Regions from separate parts of the Homo sapiens genome. Here region 2 is linked to region 1. A link is a loop called in an ENCODE intact Hi-C map of the cell type or tissue named here. Cell type or tissue: OCI-LY7. All regions are shown on one strand. Links, peaks and the distances in the headings refer to the core of each region. The heading gives the core; the rest is flanking DNA.

What was found. Peaks named below come from ENCODE experiments on the same cell type or tissue, not always from the same donor. Only the 100,000 strongest peaks of a DNase experiment are listed, where the experiment ranks them.
Region 2: a loop joins it to region 1, with 3 times the contacts of the local background. A loop is called at or near these places in 2 of 110 quality-filtered maps.

Annotation. Positions count from the first base shown.
Region 1 is chr1:12,037,918-12,043,287 of GRCh38, forward strand. No RefSeq gene overlaps it. Among named protein-coding and RNA genes, the nearest start is that of MIR6729, 11 kb to the left of the region's middle. RefSeq lists a cis regulatory region at 332-1,454 and enhancers at 1,237-1,736, 2,802-2,871. In OCI-LY7, for the core only: no CTCF peak of the experiment used is centred there; DNase peaks (open chromatin) are centred at 2,104 and 2,814; H3K4me3 peaks cover 1,815 bases; H3K27ac peaks cover 3,384 bases.
Region 2 is chr1:12,149,147-12,154,516 of GRCh38, forward strand. No RefSeq gene overlaps it. Among named protein-coding and RNA genes, the nearest start is that of MIR7846, 15 kb to the right of the region's middle. In OCI-LY7, for the core only: no CTCF peak of the experiment used is centred there; DNase peaks (open chromatin) are centred at 255, 1,505, 1,855, 3,105 and 1 weaker place; H3K4me3 peaks cover 3,103 bases; H3K27ac peaks cover 4,501 bases.

The DNA of each region.
Region 1 (5,370 bases), core at 88-5,087:
GTTCTGCAGCATCCCCATTGTAGACTTTGTGACACTTGACTGTAAGCTCCTTGAGAGCAGGAACCAAGCCTGTCCTGTCCTTGGCGCTATCCCCAGGGCCTAGTACAGCATGCGGCATATGATAGACGTTCAATAAATAAATGTTGAATGAACGAGGGAGTAAATGAGCTCCCAGGTCTTGGGAAGGTAGACCTGGCAGCCCTGAGACCCGAGGTTCCTGTTTCCTGGGATTCTAGCACTGGGGCTGAGCTGCTGCTGTTCTAGCTTGCGCTGGTTTCTGCACATCTGTTGCCCTAGGCCTCAGGCAGATTGTGGGGTCTCGGCTCAGCACCAGTCTCCCAGGGGAGTCTAGGACCCTAGGGTGGATGGTAGGGAGCGGCTGGGGACAGCTGAAACATCTTCATCTGGGAAACTCTACGTCCGCCATCCATTGGCAGCTGCAGGGCCCAGTCCCTTGGCGTGCAGATGGAAGTGTATGGAAATAACCCCACCTTCCCTCCCTCAGGCCACTTTTAACCTCCCAGGCAAGACAAGGACCTGTTGGCTACTGATTGCCACCCTCTGAGAGGGAGGCTGCAAAGGGGAATTCTCCCTGGAGGGGTTGGGTGACCCTTCCACTCCCACTTCATCATGAGGTGAAGCGTGCATGGCCCAGAAACACACACACAGCTGGATTTCCCCCCTCTGCCTTTGGAAAGTGGCATTCAGATGTTCTGAGAATGCACACTGGCTCAATGTAGACTTGGCTGTAGGTTTGCTGAACTTTTCAGCCCAATCTGTGGGAGGACATAGAGTGTAGCTCCGAACACCCGCCCTCGGTATTGCCACCCACTGACTGCGTGACGGCGGCCGTGTCACTTAGCCTTTCTGTATGTAGCTCAGTTTTGTCATCTGTACACGGGCGATAACTCCAAGAAGAGGTGAACCAGATCCGACCTGCAGAGACCCGGGCACGTGGTCTGACGGGGAGGGGAGCTATGAGAAATGATAAGACTGTCATCAGCTCTTCCATCATAAGATTGATGCCATCCTGTTGCCTGGAATGGAACCTGCCCCCTGAGTTTGCTCCAGCTCATGCCTTCCCCAGGACGATAAGAGAGAATGGAAGCAGGGCATGGAGTCCTTTGATCCAGTGGCCTTCACCCCCAGCTCCTGGAAGGGCTGTTGCTGGGAGCAGATGCCGGCAGCAGCCTTCTTGCCAGTTTCATTAGCATGGAGGCTCTGAGGACAGGGAGGGAGGAGGGATGTGGGTGGGCAGGACCCTCCCTGGGGCCAGTGCTGAGGCTGTGAGGGTGGATGGCTGAAGCCTTGCAGGAAGTTTTGAGAGGAAGCTGGGCCCACAGGATCGTGATGTGATCAGTTGGGGTGGCATAAGAGTGCCTGATGATGGTTTGGGTGGCCTTTGGGGACATCCCCTGTCATGCCATCACCATGCTGAGCTCTGACCACACTCTCTTTGGCCCTCTTTATCTGTGGCTAAGAGTTGGCAACACAGCCTCTGAAACTCAGCAGAAACCCCTCTGCTTCCCCCAGCCCTGCCTCCTCTATCCCCCACCATTGTTGATGGGATACCAGAGGCACCCAGGTGTCCTGGGCCTCCAGCTCCCGAGGCAAGGAAGCCTTTCTTGGCCAGCCAGGACTCATGACATCTCAGCCAGTGGAGAAGGGGAGAGGGAGGGCTTTGAGAATTCCCCAGGCCTCAGATTTGGTGGGGGAACCCTTCCTGTCCACCAGGATTGAGGGTTACAGAACACCCCAGCCTCGAGGGAGAACTAGCTGCCCCCCATCCCATTCCCAGCAAATTCTGACAAACACCCCCTGACTCCCATGGTGGAAGTTTGCCAGGTGTCAACTAAAGAAAATAAAAAGCTGAAGAATTAGAGTTCGGGCTGGGTGTGGTAGCTCACACTTGTAATCCCAGTAATTTGGGAGGCTGAAGCCAGTGGATTGCCCGAGCCCAGGAGTTTAAGAGCAGCCTGGGCAACATGTAGAGATGAAACCCCATCTCTACTGAAAATACAAAAAATTAGCCAGGCATGGTGACATACATCTGTGGTTCCCAGCTACTTGGTAGGCTGAGGTGGGAGGATCACCTGAGCCCGGGGAAGTCTGAGACTGCAGTGCGTGGTGATCACAACACTGCACTCCAGCCTGAGCAACAGAGTGAGACCATGTCTAAAAATAAATAAATAAATAAAAATGCCGGGCGTGGTGGCTCAAGCCTGTAATCCCAGCACTTTGGGAGGCCAAGGTGGGCAGATCACTTGAGGTCAGGAGTTCGAGACCAGTCTGACCAACATTGAGAAACCCAGTCTCTACTAAAAATACAAAATTAGCCGGGCGTGGTGGCACATGCCTGTAATGTCAGCTACTCGGGAGGCTGCGGGAGGAGAATCGCTTGAACCCGGGAGGCAGAGGTTGCAGTGAGCTGAGATCACACCATTGCATTCCAGCCTGGGCAACAAGAGTGAAACTCCGTCTCAAAAACAAAAAACAAAAACTTTAGAGTTCTTTTTATTCAGAAGTTTTACCAGGACTATAGACCGAGCCTATTGCCTGAGAGCAGCCCTGTGGAGGGGTTCTATCAGCTGCTCTGGCAGTTTCAGTTCACAGTTTATGTACAGGTGGTGAAGCTGTAATATGTACAAAATCACATCGAGGTTTGGGTATAGAGTACATCTGGCTATAGATGACTAAAGCACATCTGCTGAATCGATTGTGGAGGCAGAATCACTAACCCCACCAGATGGTATCTTATGTGTAGGAAAAAGCAAGTCTGGGGCCATTTATCTTTCAAGGAATATAGTGACTCACGCAAGAGACATGGGGCTCTATTCTGTTTTGTCTTCAAAGCATCCCTCCAGAGAGCTGCCCATTGTCACAGAGCCAGCGGCTTGTGAATCCACTCAAGCAGAAATGAGCAAACATAACTTCTTACATTTGCTACTTAGGCTCACCCAGGAGAGGAAGCAGCCCCAGGTGCCAGCTGTGTGTTGCAGAACACTGGACCTGGAGCCTCAGCCTGGGGGTCAGTGTTGGCTGCTGCTCCTGCACAAGTCAGTGGGCTTCTCTGAGCCTCAGTTTCCTCATCTGTAGAATGGGGATTAGAATGCTACCTACTGGGCCAGGCACCGTGGCTCACACCTATAATGCCAACACTTTGGGAGGCCAAGGTGGGTGGATTGCTTGAGCCCAGGAGCTCGAGACCGGCTTGGGCAACATAGGGAGACCCCTGTCTCTACAAAAGAATTTAAAAAATTAGCCAGGTGTGGTGGCACGAACCTGTGTTTCCAGCCACTTGGGAGGCTGAGGCAGGAGGATCACTTGAGCCCAGGAGTTGGAAGCTGCAGCGAGCCACGGTCGAGCTACTGCACTCCAGCCTGGGTGACAGAGCAAGACCCTGTCTCAAAAAACAAAACAAAACAAAACAAAACAACAACAACAAAAAAAAAAAACCCAGAAAACCAAGAATGTTACCTACTGCGTTGGGGTTTTTAGAGGATGAAATTAGATGATCAGGAGATGAAATGCGTAGTGCAGTACTGGGCCTAATAAATGTGCAACATTATTATTTGAAACCAGGGCCTGTGTGCATATTGGCAGATGAGGATCCTGTCTCTAGAGGGGTCCACCCCACCTGGCCAGATACACAGTAAGGAATGAGCCGAGTGGGAGCAGGGGAAGTTTCAGGTGATTCTTCCATGAAATGATGGACACAGGGCGCTGGCCCAGTGTCTGTGCTGGAGTAGGGCCCTGCGGGCCTCCAAGCCTGGGAGGGTCAGAGGCCTGAAAACCACTCAGGCCCTTCCAGGAATCTTTGGTTGGGAACTCTAGGGACTCTGTAGGACACGGTGTGGGAACAGAGCAGGATGGGGGCAGTTACCCACACCTCCATTCCACTCCTCCTGCAGGGTAAGACCTGCTCAAGTCCCGCCTTCAGGCCGGATTGCCCAAACCTTTCCTCAGTCTCCCTGCCTGGCCACGTGGACTCCCCATCCCCGTAAAACCCTCCTGTGGTTCTCCTGACCGGGATGGGTGGGTTCCTTGGGACTTCTTGCCTTGCTGGGCTGGGCCCTTCTGAAGGACAAGGGTCTCCCAGGTGCTGATCCTCCCTGTGGGCCTCAGCTGCCAAAGGACTCTGAGGACACTGACATTTGGGAGAGCCGGCATCTTCTCTGGGTCCCTGATGTGGGTTCAGAGGTGGCCCCCCAAAGATATGTCCACCTAGAACTTCAGAGTATATGACCTTATTTGGAATAAGGGTCTATGCAGATATAATTTTTTTCTTTTTTTTTTTTTTTTTTTGAGATAGTCTCACCCTATCACCCGCTAGGGCTGTATAACAGAACACCACAGACTGCAGGGCTTAAGCAACATAAATTTCTTTTCTTTTTTTCTTTCTGTTTTTTGTTTGTTTGTTTTTGGTTGCCCAAGCTGGAGCGCAGTGGCACGCTCTCGGCTCACTGCAACCTGCGCCTCCCGGGTTCAAGTGATTCTCCTGCCTCAGCCTCCCGAGCAACTGGGACTACAGACGCACACCACCATACCTGGCTAATTTTTTGTATTTTCAGTAGAGACAGGGTTTCACCATGTTGGCTAGGATAGTCTTGAACTCCTGACCTTAAGTGATCCACCCGCCTTGGCCTCCCAAAGTGCTGGGATTACAGGCGTGAGCCACCATGCCCAGCCTTTCTGCAGATGTAATTAAGGTAGGGTAATGGGGCTCTTAAGACGCGAGTCCCTCTCCCTCTCCCTCTCCCTCTCCCTCTCCCTCTCCCTCTCCCCACGGTCTCCCTCTGATGCCGAGCCGAAGCTGGACTGTACTGCTGCCATCTCGGCTCACTGCAACCTCCCTGCCTGATTCTCCTGCCTCAGCCTGCCGAGTGCCTGCGATTGCAGGCGCGCGCCGCCACGCCTGACTGGTTTTCGTATTTTTTTGGTGGAGACGGGGTTTCGCTGTGTTGGCCGGGCCCGTCTCCAGCTCCTAATCGCGAGTGATCCGCCAGCCTCGGCCTCCCGAGGTGCCGGGATTGCAGACGGAGTCTCGTTCACTCAGTGCTCAATGGTGCCCAGGCTGGAGTGCAGTGGCGTGATCTCGGCTCGCTAAAACCTCCACCTCCCAGCCGCCTGCCTTGGCCTCCCAAAGTGCCGAGATTGCAGCCTCTGCCCGGCCGCCACCCCGTCTGGGAAGTGAGGAGCGTCTCTGCCTGGCCGCCCATCGTCTGGGATGTGAGGAGCCCCTCTGCCTGGCTGCCCAGTCTGGAAAGTGAGGAGCGTCTCTGCCCGGCCGCCATCCCATCTAGGAAGTGAGGAGCGTCTCTGCCCGGCCGCCCATCGTCTGAGATGTGGGGAGCGCCTCTGCCCTGCCGC
Region 2 (5,370 bases), core at 122-5,121, 110 kb after region 1:
AAGCAGTTTTCCCAGGGTCCCAGCTTGGTGCTGTGTGATGGAGATAGCTCTAACTGTAGCTGTCAGTTGGGGCTGGGGTAGGGGAAAGTCACTGTCTAGTCCAAGGGAGCAGTAAAGATGACATGCTGATTTTCATTCTTCCTTTAAAGAAAAAATTGATGTTAAAAGTAACTGTGGTGAGAGGGTTGGGTTCTTACTTACAAGGCAGCTTTGCAAGAGTAAACAGAGTAGACAAAAATATCCCATCAGCTGGGCTTCTGCAGCTTCACAAGCTACTGATCCGTGCAGTCAGAGGGCCCCAGGTTCAGAAGGGCCCTGGGCTTGGTTTAATGCTCTGCTGTCGCCATCTTGAAAGTGATGAATAATTTTTGGCAAGGGGCCCTGTGTTTTCATTTTTCATGGAGTTCTACAAATTATGTAGCTGATCTTGCATGGGGGCAGGGAAATCGTTAATTCAGAATTCACTTAATGCCAAAGCATTTTACCTCCATTGTCATGTGACCTCAGAGGGACCTTATAGATGAGCACACATGTCCCCATTTTTAAGAAGTGTTAAATGACCAGTAACTGATGTAACTGTTCCAGTCATCTCTTGCTACATAACAAATCACCTCAAAACTTAATAGCTTAAAACAATGGTCATTAATTTTGCTCACAAATCTGCAATGTGGCCTGGACTTAGCAGGGGAGGTGCATCTCGGCTCACATAGTACCAGCGGGGGTGATGAGATGAGCTGGAGAATCCACCTCCAAGAGGGCTGGCAAATTGGTACTGGCTGTCAGTTTCTCTCTGTGGAGCTTCTTGGGCTTCCTCACAGCATGGCTGCTGGGTTCCTGGAGCCAACAACTCCGGGGGCAGGAAGTAGAAACTGCCAGCGTCATAAAATTTGACCCCGGAAACTGGCACTGCATCCCCTTTGCTGCATTCCAGGTAGTCACAGAGCCCAGACTCAAGGGGAGGGGACACAGATCCCACCCCTCATTAGGAGGAGTGTCAAAGAATCTCGAGATCTTATGTGTCAGCAGGAGCACTTCACATACTGTCTCATTTTAGCCTCTCGGTAATTTTGCCATTATTGTCCTTGGAGTTGGCTCAAGGAAGCTACATAACCTGGTGGAATCCCAAGTTCCTCTGGCTGGAATTTGGATCCAAGCTGGTCTGTCTCCAGAGTGTGAGCTCTGGACTGAGCAGCTGACCTGTGCATTCAGGGACCCATACAGTCAGAATGTGGCAGGACTGGAAAGCAAGCTCACATCTGTCTGATTAGAGAACATCTGAGCTTGGTACCCATACAAACTAGGCCCTATCTAGTTTTTAGATAGGGAAATCAAGGCTCTGAGAGGTCTTGCCAGGCCTCTCCTGAGGAAGAGGGCAGGGTCTGGGACCTTCCAGGGCAGGATGGGGCCCCCAACTTGGGTTGCACAGAACCATGTCAGGAAGTCACATAGAGTTGTGGGTAGATTATGCAAGTACAGGCTGTCAGGAGGGATGTTGTTTTTCACTGCAATTACACTTCACTCAGGAAATACAGCTTCTGCACGTACTGAGGGAGGGTTCCTCACCCTGTGCAGAAGACCTCCTGGTGAATACCGGGGCACTCGCTGGGTGACCCTGGGTCCTCTGGGCCAAGTTCATGCATCGAAAGTTCCCTGAGAAGCTCTTTGTGCCCATCTGGGTTGGGCTTTGACAATAGAGTTGAAGAGGCTTTATTCCTGCCATGCATGGAGTCACAGGTTAGTAAGAAAGATGATAAGAGCTGTACTTGAGGCTTTCGTGTGCTCTCACTTAAACCTCACAGTGCACTAGGAAGTAGTTATTACATTACCCCTATGTTACAGATGAGGAAACCAACACGCAGAGTGGCTAAGCCAGTTCCCCAGGGTCACACAGCTGCTAAGTGGCGCAGCTAGGCTTTGAACCCAGGCCACCTGGCTGGAGTCTGCGTCCTCACACACTTGGCCATGCTGCTCCATTGTGGCTCAGGCCGAGGTCACCACTGTGCTGAGGCCCCAGCCCTGAGTCCCAGACCCTGTAGAACACTGTGCAGGCATCCATGGGGCTCAGTGAATGCACAGGGAATGGAATTTGCTCTTGGTTTTTATCCCACCTTTCCTTTCCAAAGCCCAGCTGTGGCCAGGCCTCTCCCTCACAGAACCTTCTATGACTCCCTAGTGCCTACATGCCAATGTCTGCCAATCCAGCTTTGCTGCTACCTCCACAGCTCCCATATCTAAACCTCTCCTGAGACCCGACTGTTTCCGCTCAGTCACCAAATACAGAGGGCATATCCTCATCATGAAATCTCTGCTCAGCGCTCCAACCCCTGAATTTCCAACCTCATCTTTCTCCTCCTCCTCCAAAAACCCTTCCAGGACACCCAGGCCCAGGACCTCCAAGCTCCCACAGCACTGACTGTGAAGGGGGACTGGAGGCCAAGTTCTAGAAGTCTTGCAAAAAATATCTCTGAAGAAATGCATTCATTCATTCATACAGCCACTCATTTAGTCACTCAAGCAACAGATCTGTATGTAACACCTACTATGTGTTGGGCACTGTGCTTGGCGCTGGGGAACACAGTGAAGTGGGGCAGTGGCGGGGATATACAGTACTGCTCTCAGGGAGTCACAGTCCAACTGGGAGACCAACCTAGAGTCTGGTCATGGCCTAGAGCATGATATTTGCTTTGATGGAGAGCAGCTTGGGGTTCATGACCCTAGTGGATGGCACCTAGCCCAGATGGAGGCAGGTCTCTGCTTTCCCCTCTGTAGAATGGGTTTAATAAGAGCACCTACCCCAAAGAGATGTTGTAAGGATTAATTTCATCCATTAATTTGTTCAATAAATATTTGTCAAGCTCAAACTCCGTGCTGGGGTGCTGGGGACACACAGCCCTGCCCTCTGCAGAGTGACAAGAAAGAGTATTTGGGATAACATTGGCTGGTGGTAATTGCTGTAAAGAAAAAAAGAAAGTGGTGTGTAGGCCCTCAGTGTGGTGAGGTGTGTAGCCAGGGCTTGGGGATGTAGCACCTGCTGTACAAAGGTCTGGGAGAATGTAGCGATTCAGGGTGTGCAGGGGGAAGTGAGTAGTTATGATCATGAGTCTGTGGTAGACATCGCCCCATCCTTGCATTTGCATCTCTAGGTTTCTACAGAAGAAAGGGGGCAAGGTGATGGAGAGAATTTCATGGGCGGAAATTGTTCTACAGGAGCTGGGGAGGTAGGCTGGCAGGGCTGAGCCGGCTACTTGGTGGGAGGTTGCAACAGCCTCAGGACGGGTGGAGGACTGCAGGGGAACTGGAGCCCAAGGGGGTTTCCTTCCAGGGTGAAGGGGAAAAGCAAGGCTGGGCACTTTGGGAACTTCTCAGGGAAACCCTCTCCTGTACCCTAGGGGACCTGGGCTCCATTCTGGAAAGGCAGAATACATGACCTCCATCACGTTTTGGGTCTGCACTCATTAAGCACTTACTAGATGCCAGGCACTGTAGAGTCTCCATCTCAGATCCTTACAGCACCCCTGTAAAGCAGAGGCTATTTATCCCCATTCTACAGATGAAGAAATGGAGGCTCAGGGAGGTAAAGTGATTTGTCCAAGGTCATGGTTGCGTACCAGTCAATGGCCTGAACAGAGACTTGAACCCAGGTCTAGGTGATGGCAAAGTTGATGCTATTTCTCCTTTTGATATACCCCAACTGTCTAAAGCAGCCCTTTTTTTTGCTAGGCTTCTTGGTGTTTGAAAATTTACCACTCATTCCTAGGAGCTAAAGGTTCCTGGGTTCCTCCTTGGGGCACATGTCTAGGAGCAGGATCTCGATCTGGTGGCAGAGGGGCAGCAGCTGCTCCGTCTGGCATACAGTAGGTGCTCAGTAAGTCTGCGGGGCAGGCAGGACAAGCCTGGGTTGGAAGGAGGTCCAGTTTCTTGGGAGTGAGAGCCTCAAGACCAACTTCACCTGAAGGACAAATGAGAGGTGGCCGAATCACTGCCAGCTACTTCAAGAAGCCCCTAGGACACTCCAGCCAAGGTGCCTTGGTCCCTTTTCTAAGTCGCCTGCCCACCCTGCCCAAGCTCCTGCGGGGAGTGTGCCCACTGTGACTCATCCACGCCCAGCCCTGCCCAGCTCTCACTGGGGCAGCAGTAGGCACACATACTCGTAAAAGTCTGAATAAGTGAAGACTGGGAAATTGCACCAGGGAAAAACTACTTATTTCTTCCTCTTTTGAATTGGGGAGGGGAAATGTTGCGGGGGAAATGAGGTCAGTGACGTGGTGAGCATTTCATGCTCCTTACTGATGAGCAGAGGGCCGGTATCACGTGCTGCCTTCCTAGGGAGGGCTGGGTAGTGCGTCAAGGAAATGGGCCCAGAGCTGTGTCTCGTCCAGTCTAGCAGGAAACTGCCCATCTCACTGTGTCACTCCCTTCTCTGTCCTTGCTCTAAGCCTCTACCCTGACTGCCCTTGCTCTGAGCTGAAATCTCACTAATGAGAAAAAAATGTGCTGGTTTATGCCTCTGTGGGCTGGCTGGGCTGGTAGGTCCCAGGGGGCAGCATGGCCTGGAGGAAACCGAGTGCACGGGGCAAGGATGATGTGCACGAGTGGTATGTGACTCCCAGGGCTCACAGCCTCATGCAGCCCCTCCCTCTGAGAGTATAGATGGGGAAACTGAGGCCTGAGAAGGCGAGAGATGTGCCTGAGGTCACACAGAGAATCCGTGGCCCTCAGCACAAGCACCCAGTTTGCTGGTACTTTAAAGATAAAAATAAACAAACTTTATAAATGGAAAAGATGAATAAAAGAAGAAACGAAGTATAAGGAATATGATAAATATAATAAAAATTACACACAATCTTGGCGAGGCACAGTGGCTCATGCTAGTAATCCTAACACTTTGGGAGGCCCAGATGGGCAGATCATTTAAGGTCAGGAGTTCAAGACCAGCCTGGCCAACATGGTGAAACCCCATCTCTACTAAAAATACAAAAATTAGTTGGGCATGGTGGTGCGCGCCTGTGGTCCCAGCTACTTGGGAGGCTGAGGCACGAGAATCACTTGAACCCAGCAGGCGGAGTTTGCAGCAAGCTGAGATCACGCCACTGCACTCCAGCCTGGGTGATGCAGCCAGACCAAGACCTTGTAACAACAACAACAAAAGTAAAACAATCAGTATTCCTTAAAAAAAAAAAAAATTGCACACAATCCCATCATCCATGAAACTCCTTTAAACATTTTGGTTTCTTCCCTCCTTTCTGAGTAGTTTTTTAAAATTATCTTCAATCATTTATTTATTTATTGTATTTTCTTTCTTTCTTTTTTTCTTTTTTGAGACGGAGTCTCGCTCTGTCATCCAGGCTGGAGTGCAGTGGCGTGATCTCG